3 separate regions of the Homo sapiens genome follow, and regions 2 and 3 are each linked to region 1. Evidence: read pairs that join two places in POLR2A ChIA-PET (ENCODE). Cell type or tissue: PC-9. All regions are shown on one strand.

Region 1 (4,000 bases):
AGCAAAGCGCAGAGCATACCTGTGCCGGAATGCAAATCCCTGCGGCCCTCCTCAGGAGACCACAGAAGAACCCTATCTGTCACTGCCCCCCACAAAAAAGCCAAGCATGATGACTGTCAGCTGAAAACATTAATCTCAAGAACAGCTGTACACTTAGAGATTTTGAAACAATTTTCAGTCCCCAAGACTAGTCTCATTCGTTTATTTTTGTGAGTTTGCTTTTTGGTGAGTAGTTTTGTTTTTACTTTGAGTTAAAAACTTTAAAACTGCTGCAGACTAGGTCAGTGTGGCTTACGAAGAGCAGGGTAAATACTGCTCCTTGCCAGCCTGGTAAATACTCAAGAATAACTTTCTGCCCTACTGGGCTGTGTGTCCTCGCAGAGTGAGGCTCCCGTTCACACCTGATTCTTTTGTTCAGGGCTCCATTGCAGAGCCTGAGCGGTTAACTGACAGCCCTTGTCCAGAATCCGACAGAAAGATCCATAATTACCATGAGTCTGTCTCACGCTCCGCTTGTCAGGCTGTCCGCCAAAATTGTTTGGTAATGGAGATCATCAAAGGAGGATGGGAATGCCGGCCCTGGCCCCAGGCCCCAGCGGGCACAGTTCATTAAAGAGATGTGCTATGTACTGTTTGGGGCACTGCCTGTATATTCTGAGTTGCTTCTGGAGGAATCCTGAAAGCTCCCCAGCAGGGAGGCTGTGCGGGGAGCCACGAGGGCATGCAGAACCACGAGGAGCCTGGCCCCAGGACGAGGGCGTGCAGAACTGCGAGGAGCCTGGCCCCAGGAAGAGGGCGTGCAGAACCGCGAGGAGCCTGGCCCCAGGAGGACCCACCACACTGAGGCTCCCAGGCCTCACCCAATCACAGCGCAAAGGCAACAAGTCCCTACAGCCATCACAGGTGAGGGGACAACTCAAGGAAAGAACCATGAGTGTCAAGGTGACCAGCACATGCCCGGCACCCTCTGGCACCTAATAAATTCTCCACTAAGGTGGAACAGTGCTGAGGATGAGGCACTCAGAGCCTGGCATTAACTCAAAAGCTGATGAGGACAGAATAATCCAATGCTGACAGTGATCAAGTGACAGCAAACAGTTGCATAAGCACAGCGCTTCAGAGTTCAGAGGAGGGGCCAGGAGACAGCACAACAGCAAAGGCTACAGAGTCATGGGTTCAGAGTTCAGAGGAGGGGCCAGGAGACAGCGCGACAGCAAAGGCTACAGAGACACGGGGTCAGAGTTCAGAGGAGGGGCCAGGAGACAGCACAACAGCAAAGGCTACAGAGACATGGGTTCAGAGTTCAGAGGAGGGCCCAGGAGACAGCGCGACAGCAAAGGCTACAGAGACACGGGCATCTTTGAGGAAGAGAATGGGATAGAAGGACAGGGAGGAAGTCTAACTGGTTCCAGCCCACAGACGGCCCATAGCACAGCAGCAGAGCCGCCTGGGGAAGTGACCGCTGCAAGACTCCTAGACTCGGAAAGGAGGGGGGCGAGACGGAATCACAGGGAGAAATGTCACCCAAACTTCGAGCTTTGAATCCATTTAATGACTGGTCATTTTCCAAGAACTTTCTGAAGCTTCATGGTTTCTAACTGTATTTTCAAACTGCCCATACGGCCCTTGTGACAGGGGCTGCGGGGGAGTGGGGGTGCATCTGAATTCACTGTGCGAACTCAGTAACCCAGAGGCAACTTCAGGATTATAATTTTTTTGACTCACTTTTTAACAAGAATTCCCATTTTTTCTCATGTACTCCAGGATATCACTTAGAGTCCTGAATGTTCAACCAAAGTTTCTAATTTGCTGAAATACAGGGGCTTCGTCCCAGCCCTCTGAATGTGAGCTACAGGAGAGAAGGTGCTAATGTTGGACTCTACTCTGCTTGGCTGACATCAGAGGTAATATTACTTGTACCTTCTTAAGGCCACTTTCGAAACCTACTGATGCCTTCATTGCTTGGGGAGTCATATCAGTGACCAGCTGTGCCTGACACACAGATGACTCACCCTGAAAACCTGCATGATGAGACACTCAGAGGAAGCCCAGCACACCCAGGCCCCTATTGAACAGAAAATCAAGTTAACTGAAACCACCAAACCTCTAACCATGATATCAAACAGCTTTCTAAAGGAGACTCACCTCCCCTCCCCACCCTCTCCCTTCACCAGGCAAGCTGGCCTTGTGAAAACGCTGTGGCCACCACACGCTGATGGCCCCTGAGCCCAGGGAGGGCCCCTGGACAGGCGAAGGGTGGGCAGACCATATTTCACATGAGCTGCTCCCTCTCCAGCAGCGTAACACCAACACTCGAGGCAACGCTGAGCGGGGGCGGCACGCATTGCCCTGCACTGAACCAGAGAGGAGACAGACTTAGAGCAGACCCTTCCTGGAAGTGGGTGACGTGTCCCCGGGCTAGAGCATGGACGCGCCTCACCCTCAGGACTCCATCACTACTGCCAAGGGACTGCAATGGCAGAGTCCTTGCCGTCTTATGAAGTGAGTCCTAAAAAAGAAGAGTCTTCCCCAAGAGTAGTATAGACGATTTGGGGGATGGTGAGAGACTCCTGCTCTCTCTGGCAAGTGAAAGGAGCTGCAATTTGCTGACAGCCAACTGCACACTGGAGTCTTTAACTTTCCTAACAACCCTCCAAGATACTCACTACTCCCACTGGCCCGAGTTTACGGCACTGAGAAAGGGTGCGTGCCCACGCGTACCACACACCCCAGAGCACGAAGGCTGAGAATGTAACCGAGGTTTCCAGGACTCCAAAGCCCAGTGCCTTCTGCTACGCACTTGAGTGTCTCCACTTTTGATAAACACATAACTCTCATGTCCTTTTTCCCTGGTACTTAAAATTTCAAGGTAAAGTAGATTCCTTAGTTATCTGCAAAGAGAAAATTTAATTTTGATCATGAAAACTACAAATCCTTACTTGGATCATGAGAAATAAAAAGTCTGCAAACTCACCCATTCACTGGGTCAAAAAGCCTTGCCTGTGCCATTTTGTTTTTCCTTTCGAGAAGATAAAGATGGCAAGAAAAGCAAATAGAAAAAAGAAAATATTAAAAGGCACATATCAAATATAAACTCCCACACCCCACAAAGTGGGAGTCCAGCTTTCTCAAGTGTGAAAAGGCTAAACGCTGGAGACCACCTGGCCACACAGCCTCAACTCAGCCTGGCTCATCCCCACACCCCTGTCCCCACCTCTGCTTCCTCTCACACTAAAGCTGTGTTTCCCAAGACCAGAACCAAGCCACGTGTGGCTACTTAATTTGAAATAAATGAAAATGAAACAGAACTGAACCTTCAGTGGTGCTGGTCACATTTCCCGTGCTCAGGGGCCACGTGGCTGCAGTCAACACCCGCCCCGGGCAGTGCAGAGAGAGAACACACGCATCTGAGTGCAGAGGCTGCCGGCCAGTGCCACCCTGGCACAGGGGGCCAACCCCCCCCCAGTGGTCTCTCCCTGTCTCTGTCCTCAGAATTAAATAGCATCCCTGTGTGGAAGAGGCCAGAGAGGGCAGAGACTCAGGAGAGGAAGAAGAACTTCCTCTCACCCCATCAGAGACTGCCTCGTTTCCCTCCCACTGGGTTGGCCAAGAGAAAGCCCTGTCCAAGAGCAGAACTTTCACACACCTCAATTCATCTCCATGGCTTCGACTAATTCCAAGCCATGCTGAAAATCCTGGACCTGGAGAAACCTCTCCTTCTACTGAGGATCGGAAGACACTGCTTACCTAATGGGAAGGCCCACCTGAGGCCCAGGACCTGCACCTCACCTTGACTGTCCTCTGCCCTCTGCTCAGAGCACACGCTGTGGTTGTGATCATGATTAACTTTTGTTTATTTGGAGAAAGTGGTCCTGAGAAGAATGCCACCTGCTAGAACTGCTGATGGATCCTAACAGCTCAAAGATAGGAATGGAAGGCAGATGGGTGCTAGGCAGAAAATGTAAAATTTCCAGAGGGAGGAAATGCAAGTAGCAGAAGA
Region 2 (4,000 bases), 50 kb before region 1:
TTAGAGTCACGTAGGCCCAGGGCGCCAGGCTCTTAAATGAACGGGAGTCTAGATGCTTCCAGCCACCACCTGAGATTCCAGACATCATGGTGCGCAAATCAGCCGTCCACACCATGCCCTGACAGAGATCCTGACCCACAGAGCCCGAGAGCACAAAGGCATGGCTGCCTCCAGTCAGAGGGTTTGGGAGTCATTTGTTATGCTACAGCAGTCCCTGGAAAGCTGTCCGCTTGCAAAAATCAACTGTATTTGTATATACCCCTAGCATATCAATCCAAAATTGATTTACTACAAATCAGTAGCAAAAAATACCAACAAAGCTATGCCATTTGAAGGAACGTCAGAAAAAAACAAAATATTCAGAAACAAATTTGACAAAGTATGAGCAAAACCCTATACCAAAAACTGCAAAATGTTTGTGAGGATAAATTAAAGAATATCTAAATAAATTAAGAAATACACTACGCTCACGGGTAAGAAGACTCAATATTGCTAATATTGTCAGTATGAGGGAAACTGACATACAATTCCACATATTCTCATTCAAAATCTCAACAGGCTTTTTTTTTTTTTGTAGGAAGTGGCAAAAGCAAACTTTATATAAAAATGCAAAGGACCAAAAATACTTAATTTTTTAAAAGAACAAAGAGGACTGGCCTTACCCAACCCATGAAAATCTGCAGTAATGAAGACAGTGTGAACTGGATTAAGATCCATTTGTACGTCAATGGGACAAAACAGTGTGTCCCGAAACAGACACACACCTATACAATCATCTAATTTTCAGCAAAAGTGAAATAGGACAAAACTGTTTTCAACAAATGGCATTATGTTCACCAGGATATCTGTAGAGGAAAAAATGAAGCCTGACATCTTCCTTACACCATATACAGAAATTAAGTCAAGCTAGGTTGTAGACCTAAAACCAAAAAACTAAAATTATCAATCATAACATGGGTATATGTTGGCATTGTGGAGGTAGGCAGGACACAGAAAACTATTACCACAAAAGAAAAAAAATGATAAATTCGATTTTATCAAAGTTGAAACTGTTGGCTCATAGAAGACATTGTTAATGAAATGAAGTGACAAGCCACAGAAGCAAACATTCTCAAAATATCTGTCTTGACAAAGGATTGCTATCAGAATCGGAATAAATGAAGACCCTGTGGGGAACGCAGTGTTGGAGAAATCGCATTCTGACGTGGAACAGCCAGAACTTAACAGGCCACTAGAAGAAGATGTGGACATGAGTGTTCACAGAAATGTTATTCACAACAGCCCAAGACCAGAAACAGCCTCGGCTGCCACCAACAGGAGGATGGATAAACTGTGATAGATTCACACGGTGGAGTATTACTTAGTAATTAAAAGGAATCAACTATTCATTCAGGCAACGACACGGATTCTTAGGGTTTTCAAAGCTACTGTAAATTGAATTTTTTAATTTTCATTTTTAAATTGCTTGCTGCTCAATGATTCATTCTTAATGAACCTTCTGTCAGAGCCCAGTGACTAACACATTCTTTTCTGTTTAATAAACCTTTCTAAAATCTTGGCAGGAGTCCTCAATTTTATTGACTGGGGCTCTGAAATCATGTATCTGAGATTCTTCCCCACAGGGGCACAGTTGAGCCGGCATCTGGGGCAGGTGTGGATTTGACACATCTAAACGGACTCGGCGCTCCAGGCATTCATTCCCCCACCCCAGGCCTCCACCAAGCGCTCCACTGCCCCGTCCAGGTGAAGACTCTGCTTCTTGACGTATACAACAAATGCCAAATCAGAGCTCAGCTGGAGTGCGCTTTCTCTCTGCCAACTTCCTGGGCATCAGACCAGTCCTTCCTTTGTTATTCTCTTTCAGATAACAACATCCCCGGGGCTTAGTCCATTCTAAGTTCCAGCTGCCTGAGCTCATGGCAGAGGCTCCTGAACTCATGGCGGAGGCTCCCCCCTCAACTGCCTTTGGCTGGCCCCCTCTGGGAGCAAGCACTGTAAGAAGCCACACATCTCCCCAGCTTAGTGTGCAGGACAGGGCTTCCCCCAACTACCCTGTCGCCTCCCTGGTATTAACATCAATGGTCAACTCACGCCAGCCCCACCTGAAGGGCAATACCTGCTCACAGGCAGAGTCCACTCCACCCCGAGTCATGGGCCTGGCCGTTTCCTGACCTTTCTCTAAAGGAGTCATGACGCCACTGCGTTTCTGGCCTTTTCTCTGACAAGTTCTGAGATAATTTAGTCACTTTCCCCAATATTCCTATTACCTCCATGCCACCAAACAGTTCTTGGAATTCAATAATTCTTCCCCAAGGAAAGGAAATGTAAATGACTAATTATAAAAGGCAATGGTTCTTTTCTACTCAAAGAAATTGTCCTGTTCAGTAGTGAACCTAAGAGTAGCAGTATGACTTCAGGGTAGGCAAATATGGAAGCTGTAATTCAAGAAGTAATAGCGAACCGACAACCTTGGCATGAGTGCTGTTAGTGAAATGAAAAGACTGGCAAAAGTGCAAGAATAATCCCCTAAAAGCCTGAGAGGGCCTCATCCAGCCTGGAACTTCTCTTTTTTTTTTTTTTTTTTTTTTTTTTTTTTTTTTTTTTTTGAGATGGAGTCTGGTTCTGTCGCCCCGGCTGGAGGGCAGTGGCTCGATCTCGGCTCACTGCAACCTCTGTCTCCCAGGTTCAAGCAATTCTCCTGCCTCAGCCTCCCAAGTAGATGGGATTACAGGCGCGCGCCACCATGCCCGGCTAATTTTTGTATTTTTAATAGAGACAGGGTTTTACCATGTTGGCCAGGCTGGTCTTGAACTCCTGACCTCAGGTGATCCACCCACTTCGGCCTCCCAAAGTGCTGGGATTACAGGCATGAGCCACCGTGCCCAGCCCAGCCTGGAACTTCTCACTGGATACCAAGTTTAAACCCCCAGAGAGAGGGAGGGGCTGAAATAGCACTAGGTCAGCAGCTTCCACTGCCCAGAAAGCACACACTCAAAGCCAGTTATCTTCAGGCCCCGAAGCCAACATGCTGTGTTAAAGCAATCCTTCTTAAAGAAGTGTTCCCTCAGCTGGAATCGGCCCAGGTGTGTTTCTGTGATCTACACTAAAAATCATCCCCGAAACATAGCTACTAATACCAAATAGCATTAAAAGGACACATCCATGAAACCACTGAAAGAAACAGCCCACCAAATTATTTTTTTTTTAATTAAGTATCTGGCTGGAACCTTCATAGTGCACTTGGTAGAAAAAAAATAAAATATAAAAAAAAAAAAAACCTGGTCTTCTCATTCTGGCACCAGCTACTCTGCCAGCTGGTTGGGGGAGCCACAAAGGACCCTCCCTCCAACCTCACATCCCAGGTTACTCCAGAAAGCCAGAACCCCGGAAACCCACACACGGTCAACCTGTGCACACCCACCCAACTCACATCACCCAGAGAACAAGACACACACAGAGTGAAACTCAGGCAAATGGGCAGAAAGCCCAATCAGGAAAGAAAGTGAAAAATAAAGACAAGAAAGAAATTATTTCTCCAAATTAAACTTATCTGAATTTTTAAAAGTACTTACAATCAAAGCTACCACACAACTCAGGAAGAAAACACAGAAATTCTGTCCTCAACATTGAGGATTAGTCCCCATGACGCTTAAATGGGAGGCTCAAGGTCATCACTCCTGCACTTAGTGGTGTCCCACCTTGAGGGAAACCCACCCCTGCCCCACCTCACAGCTGTCTGCCCACAAGCCAGCCTGGGCACCCTCCTGCACTGTGGAAACCTCTGACCAGATGGTCTGCCGTGCCAGATCCAAGCCACCCATTGCACCACAAAATACAGGACTTGTCTCACAACCTCATTCACTCTCAAGATGAACCCATCCAACTGGAGTCACTAACACGGTCACGCAGGTGGAAAATGTTGAGCCCAGACCCGATGACTACAAGTGCAGCATTCCTACATAATGCTTCTTACTGCGGTGCCACAAAGGTTCTTCCCAGG
Region 3 (4,000 bases), 340 kb before region 1:
GACCCAGCCACTGGCAGGAGACCCCTGCCTGCTCTTCTAGAATGTCCATTCTCTCTCACAGAGGCCCACAGAGAGGTTGTTCTCCCAGTGGGCAGGGAGGGGGAGTCACAGAGCTCAGGATGTTCCAGAACATGGAGAGACAGTGTAACCGGGGGAGTCTAAGCCTGCAAATTTGTGGTTCTCACCATGTGTTCAGCGGCCGTCTTGAGTTCCTGGGTGCCACTCAGCACCCACTGTGAGTGTGACCCTGCTCGGTGATGGCCCCACGCAGGTTTGCACCTGGTCAGCTGTCACCGAGGGGAGAGGTGCTGAGGGTACGAACAGGCAAAGGAGGAGACTTGGCACCCGTCCCACTCTCGCAGCCCGGGGAAGCCCGCCTGTGTGCAGCAGGGAGAAGATTTGGGTCTCATCCCCTCTGGCACCTGGACCCCGGCAGCAGGGAACAGGGGAGCCCTGGCCTGCTGCTCACCCCACTGACTCACTCGGGGACCAGGTCACAGATGCTGAGGACACCAGGTGGACACGGCTGAGGAGAACTTCACTAACACTGGGTTCAGAGGCCAGCCCCTTGGGCTCAGGGCCTCAAGGCGTCCGGCTTAGCATAATCTGTTACTGCACTGAATCTCAACAACCCATGAGGTGGGTACCCGCTTGAAAATAAGCAGACTGTAGCTCAGAGAGGCTAAATTCCTGCCCAACGTCACACAACGAGTAGGCGACAATGCCCAGGTGTGAACACACCTCTGCTGCGTTGTCAGATTCTCAGGCACTTGTTCCGTCGAGACCCAGGTAGTAAACACTTCACACTCTGTCGTAACTACTTAAACCTGCCATGGTAGAGTGAAGGTAGCATCAACAATATCTAATCAAATGAACGTGGCTGAGTTCCAATAAAGCTTTATTGAAAAAAAACAGACCACGGGCCCACCGGCTGTAGTTACCTGAGCCCTTCTCTACCATCTTATCATACCATGTGCAGTTCTCTGAATGCAGGCGACATACAGTTTCACGAGTGTCTCTGGAGGGGTCCTGGCCCAGTGGGGGAAGCCAGAAAAACCAGCCCGGTCAGAAGGCAGAAGGAGCAGAGGGTGCTGGTGTAGTGGGCTGGCCAGAGAAGGTGTCTCAGAGAAGGTCCTGTGTGAATTGCACTCATGTGGAGGGAGGACATGGCAGACCCGGAAGATAAACTTTAGAGAAAACTTAAAGTTACAACAAGGACTGGCGAGAGCTCCTTCCACTGCACATGGCAGAATTCCAAATAAAACGAGACTAGACAAACAAAAACAACAGAAATGGGATGTGCTGGCTCACATTTCTGGGCACTGAGGGTGTGGTTGGCTTGAGGAATGGCTGAATTCAGCAGTTTGTCAGAAATCTGCCTCCCATCACCACCTCTTGACTTCACTCTTTCTTTTCCAACAGGCCCTCTCCAGGTCACAACGGCATCGGGCACCAGAAGCCCTGGGCCTGCCTCCCCTCCTCAGCTATCTCAGTGAGGAAGTGGACTCTTGGCAATTCCAATTTAGAAAGCCAAGAAAACACTTCCCTCATTCCCAAAGCCCCAAGGCTCCACCAAAACAGCAGTGGAGAGAGGTTTTAAGATACAGGAGAACAGGCTCAAAGGCGCCACAACAAAATGCTGGAAGCTGCAAAGCAGTCACTGCACAGTAGGTGGCTTGGCAGGACTGAGGAAGCCAAACCCCAAATCTGCAGCTTGAAATCTGAGAACTGGCCAGAGGGCTGGTAACTGAGAGGACCGGGCACTCCCGGAACTGGGTGACAGTTGAGACAGAAGCTGTAAAAGCTGGATCCTCTCCTCACCTCTGGGGCTGGGGGACTGCCTCACGTCTGTCCTGGTGGAGACTGGAGGCTTGCTCTCTGAAGCAGGTAAACAGATTCTGGATTGGGCACCCCCGAACATGGATGGCGCGGGTTCTGGGAAAGCAGGAGTGGGTTCTGCATGCAGAAATCCCCCCACACCACTCAGGCGGTAGCCAGCCCTGCTCCCTACAGAAAGGAGGCTGGAAGAACCACCCTGGAGCTGTAACTAGTGCAAGGGGAAAGTCCCAAACTCCTGACAGCTGGGGTCCCCCGAAACTTGGTCTACCTAGATGGCCCTACAATGAGTCAGTGTTGACCAGCCACACCCAAGCTCAGAGCTTCCAATCAGCTTCTTAGACCCCCATTCCTAATGCTCAGCTGAGCTCCAAGGATCAAGAGACATCTGCCTCCAGCACGGAACACAGACAAATTAAACCCTGAGACACACACAGCAAAGCTCAGCGGGAGGAAGCAAAGACTGAAGGAGAAGATAACTTCCAGAAACATCTTTAATATTCTCAGAGAAAGAAGATATTGCATCCAGGAAACAAAACCAAGCGTTCCAAAGAAAATGGAGGAACAGAAATCATTAAAAAGGCACCAACATTCCCCAAGAAGGAAGATGACCCATTGACAAACTGAAAAGGCCTTCAGGTACCAAACACCACAGAAGAAAACAAACTCACACCAGGACACTTCACCGTTTCAGAGCCCAGGACACGAGAAGTCTCTATAGCCTACCACATGGGGCAAAGAAAGGGGGGAAGAAAACAGGTCACATACAAGAACCAGAAAGCAAAACAGATTCAGCCATCTCAGCAACAACCCTGAAATCTAGAACGTGGCGAAGCAAAGCCTTCCAGATTCTCAGGGAAGATAATTCCCAGCTAGGGAAAACTGACAATCAAGTATGAGAGTAAAATAATGAGAGTTTCAGACCTACAGGGTCTCAAAAATTTAACTTCCATACGTCATTCCTCAAGCAGATACTGGTGGGAGACTCTGCCCAAACAAAAGTGTGAAAGGAGAAAGGGGAAGAGATGAGACGCAGGAAGCCGCTGTGGGGTGCGCAGGGCCTAGAGTGAGATGACCCCACAGGAGGGAAGAGGAGGAGCCCCAGGAGGGGGTGAGGGGAGCTCCAAGATTGACAGCTGTGCTCCAGCCATGGACGGCCAAAGGCCAGTCTGGGAGCGTGTGGCCCAAGAGACAGACCTTGGGATATTAGAATATTAATAGATTGTACCACGCTCGCTGCTCCAGGTCACCACACCATCCTTTGAACTAAGAACATGGTGCCCAGGCGACACTGCCCAGCTGTGACCAGGGCTTGTCTTGGCCATAGACAGAAAGAGCCCCAACCTTCCCTCCATCTTCCGCTGGCAGGACCAGCTGAGAGCACATGAGACACTCTGCAGCGGGGTTCTGCCATGACGTAGTCTAGAATCCCAGAAACCAAAGCACAGGGCCACCCTGTGGCATTTATGGATGCCTCAAATGTGGGGAGCCCTGGCTTCGCCAACAGGTCTTGCCCACGGATTTCCCCAAGGGAGACTCCCGTGAACCCTCGGGAAGCTGAAGTCAGACGGTGGCTCAGAGGCCATTGGCTGTGTCTTCTCTGGAACTCTTCATCTGAAGGACGATACTGCCCTTCCTTACACATCACCTCTGTGCTTGTTCCTTGAGCCTTCACTACTGCACAACAGAGCATCCCTGGAGGCTCCAGAAAAGCAAAGGAAGGATGGGACAAGTCAGGCTCCTGCCTCTATAGGAGGAGGGCCCCTACTCTGGGCACTTTAGGGCACTGGATACTATAAAAACACCACAAAAGTCAGTTATTAAGGAACCCCTGGGTGCCCCTCTCACTCCAATCCAGGCCTGGCCCCTGACAAGTTCTAAACACCCCAGAAAGTACATCCCCACCTGACCTTCTGTATGACCTTGAACCCAGAATGCCAAGGCGAGTGGGCTGTGCCAGCATCTGTCTCAGGCAGATGCTGCTTTGGAGATAGAGGGTTTGAGAGGAGAAAACCCTTGGGTGGGAGAAAAGCCGGGCCATTGCCAAGTTCCTCCCGCCAGTATCAGGGTGCAGCAGCTCCCACCCAGCCCATCATTTACGTATCTTTTCCATTTTGCTGTTAGGAAGACCTCTTTCCAAGTCATGCTGAGAGTCTGCGCTCTC

What was found. Peaks named below come from ENCODE experiments on the same cell type or tissue, not always from the same donor. Only the 100,000 strongest peaks of a DNase experiment are listed, where the experiment ranks them.
Region 2: POLR2A ChIA-PET joins it to region 1 with 6 read pairs; 2 of 35 experiments call an interaction of 5 or more read pairs at or near these places.
Region 3: POLR2A ChIA-PET joins it to region 1 with 6 read pairs; 1 of 35 experiments calls an interaction of 5 or more read pairs at or near these places.

Annotation. Positions count from the first base shown.
Region 1 is chr22:46,933,090-46,937,089 of GRCh38, reverse strand. All of the region lies in intron 8 of TBC1D22A (TBC1 domain family member 22A), which reads right to left. Among named protein-coding and RNA genes, the nearest start is that of TBC1D22A-AS1, 19 kb to the right of the region's middle. RefSeq lists enhancers at 670-1,235, 1,602-2,801, 3,335-3,504, 3,515-3,564. In PC-9, no CTCF peak of the experiment used is centred here; a DNase peak (open chromatin) is centred at 1,999; H3K27ac peaks cover 424 bases.
Region 2 is chr22:46,982,973-46,986,972 of GRCh38, reverse strand. All of the region lies in intron 9 of TBC1D22A (TBC1 domain family member 22A), which reads right to left. Among named protein-coding and RNA genes, the nearest start is that of TBC1D22A-AS1, 69 kb to the right of the region's middle. RefSeq lists an enhancer at 3,494-3,994. In PC-9, no CTCF peak of the experiment used is centred here; a DNase peak (open chromatin) is centred at 1,562; H3K27ac peaks cover 838 bases.
Region 3 is chr22:47,273,579-47,277,578 of GRCh38, reverse strand. No RefSeq gene overlaps it. Among named protein-coding and RNA genes, the nearest start is that of LINC01644, 210 kb to the left of the region's middle. In PC-9, CTCF peaks have their summits at 1,473 and 1,674; a DNase peak (open chromatin) is centred at 1,718; H3K27me3 peaks cover 2,896 bases.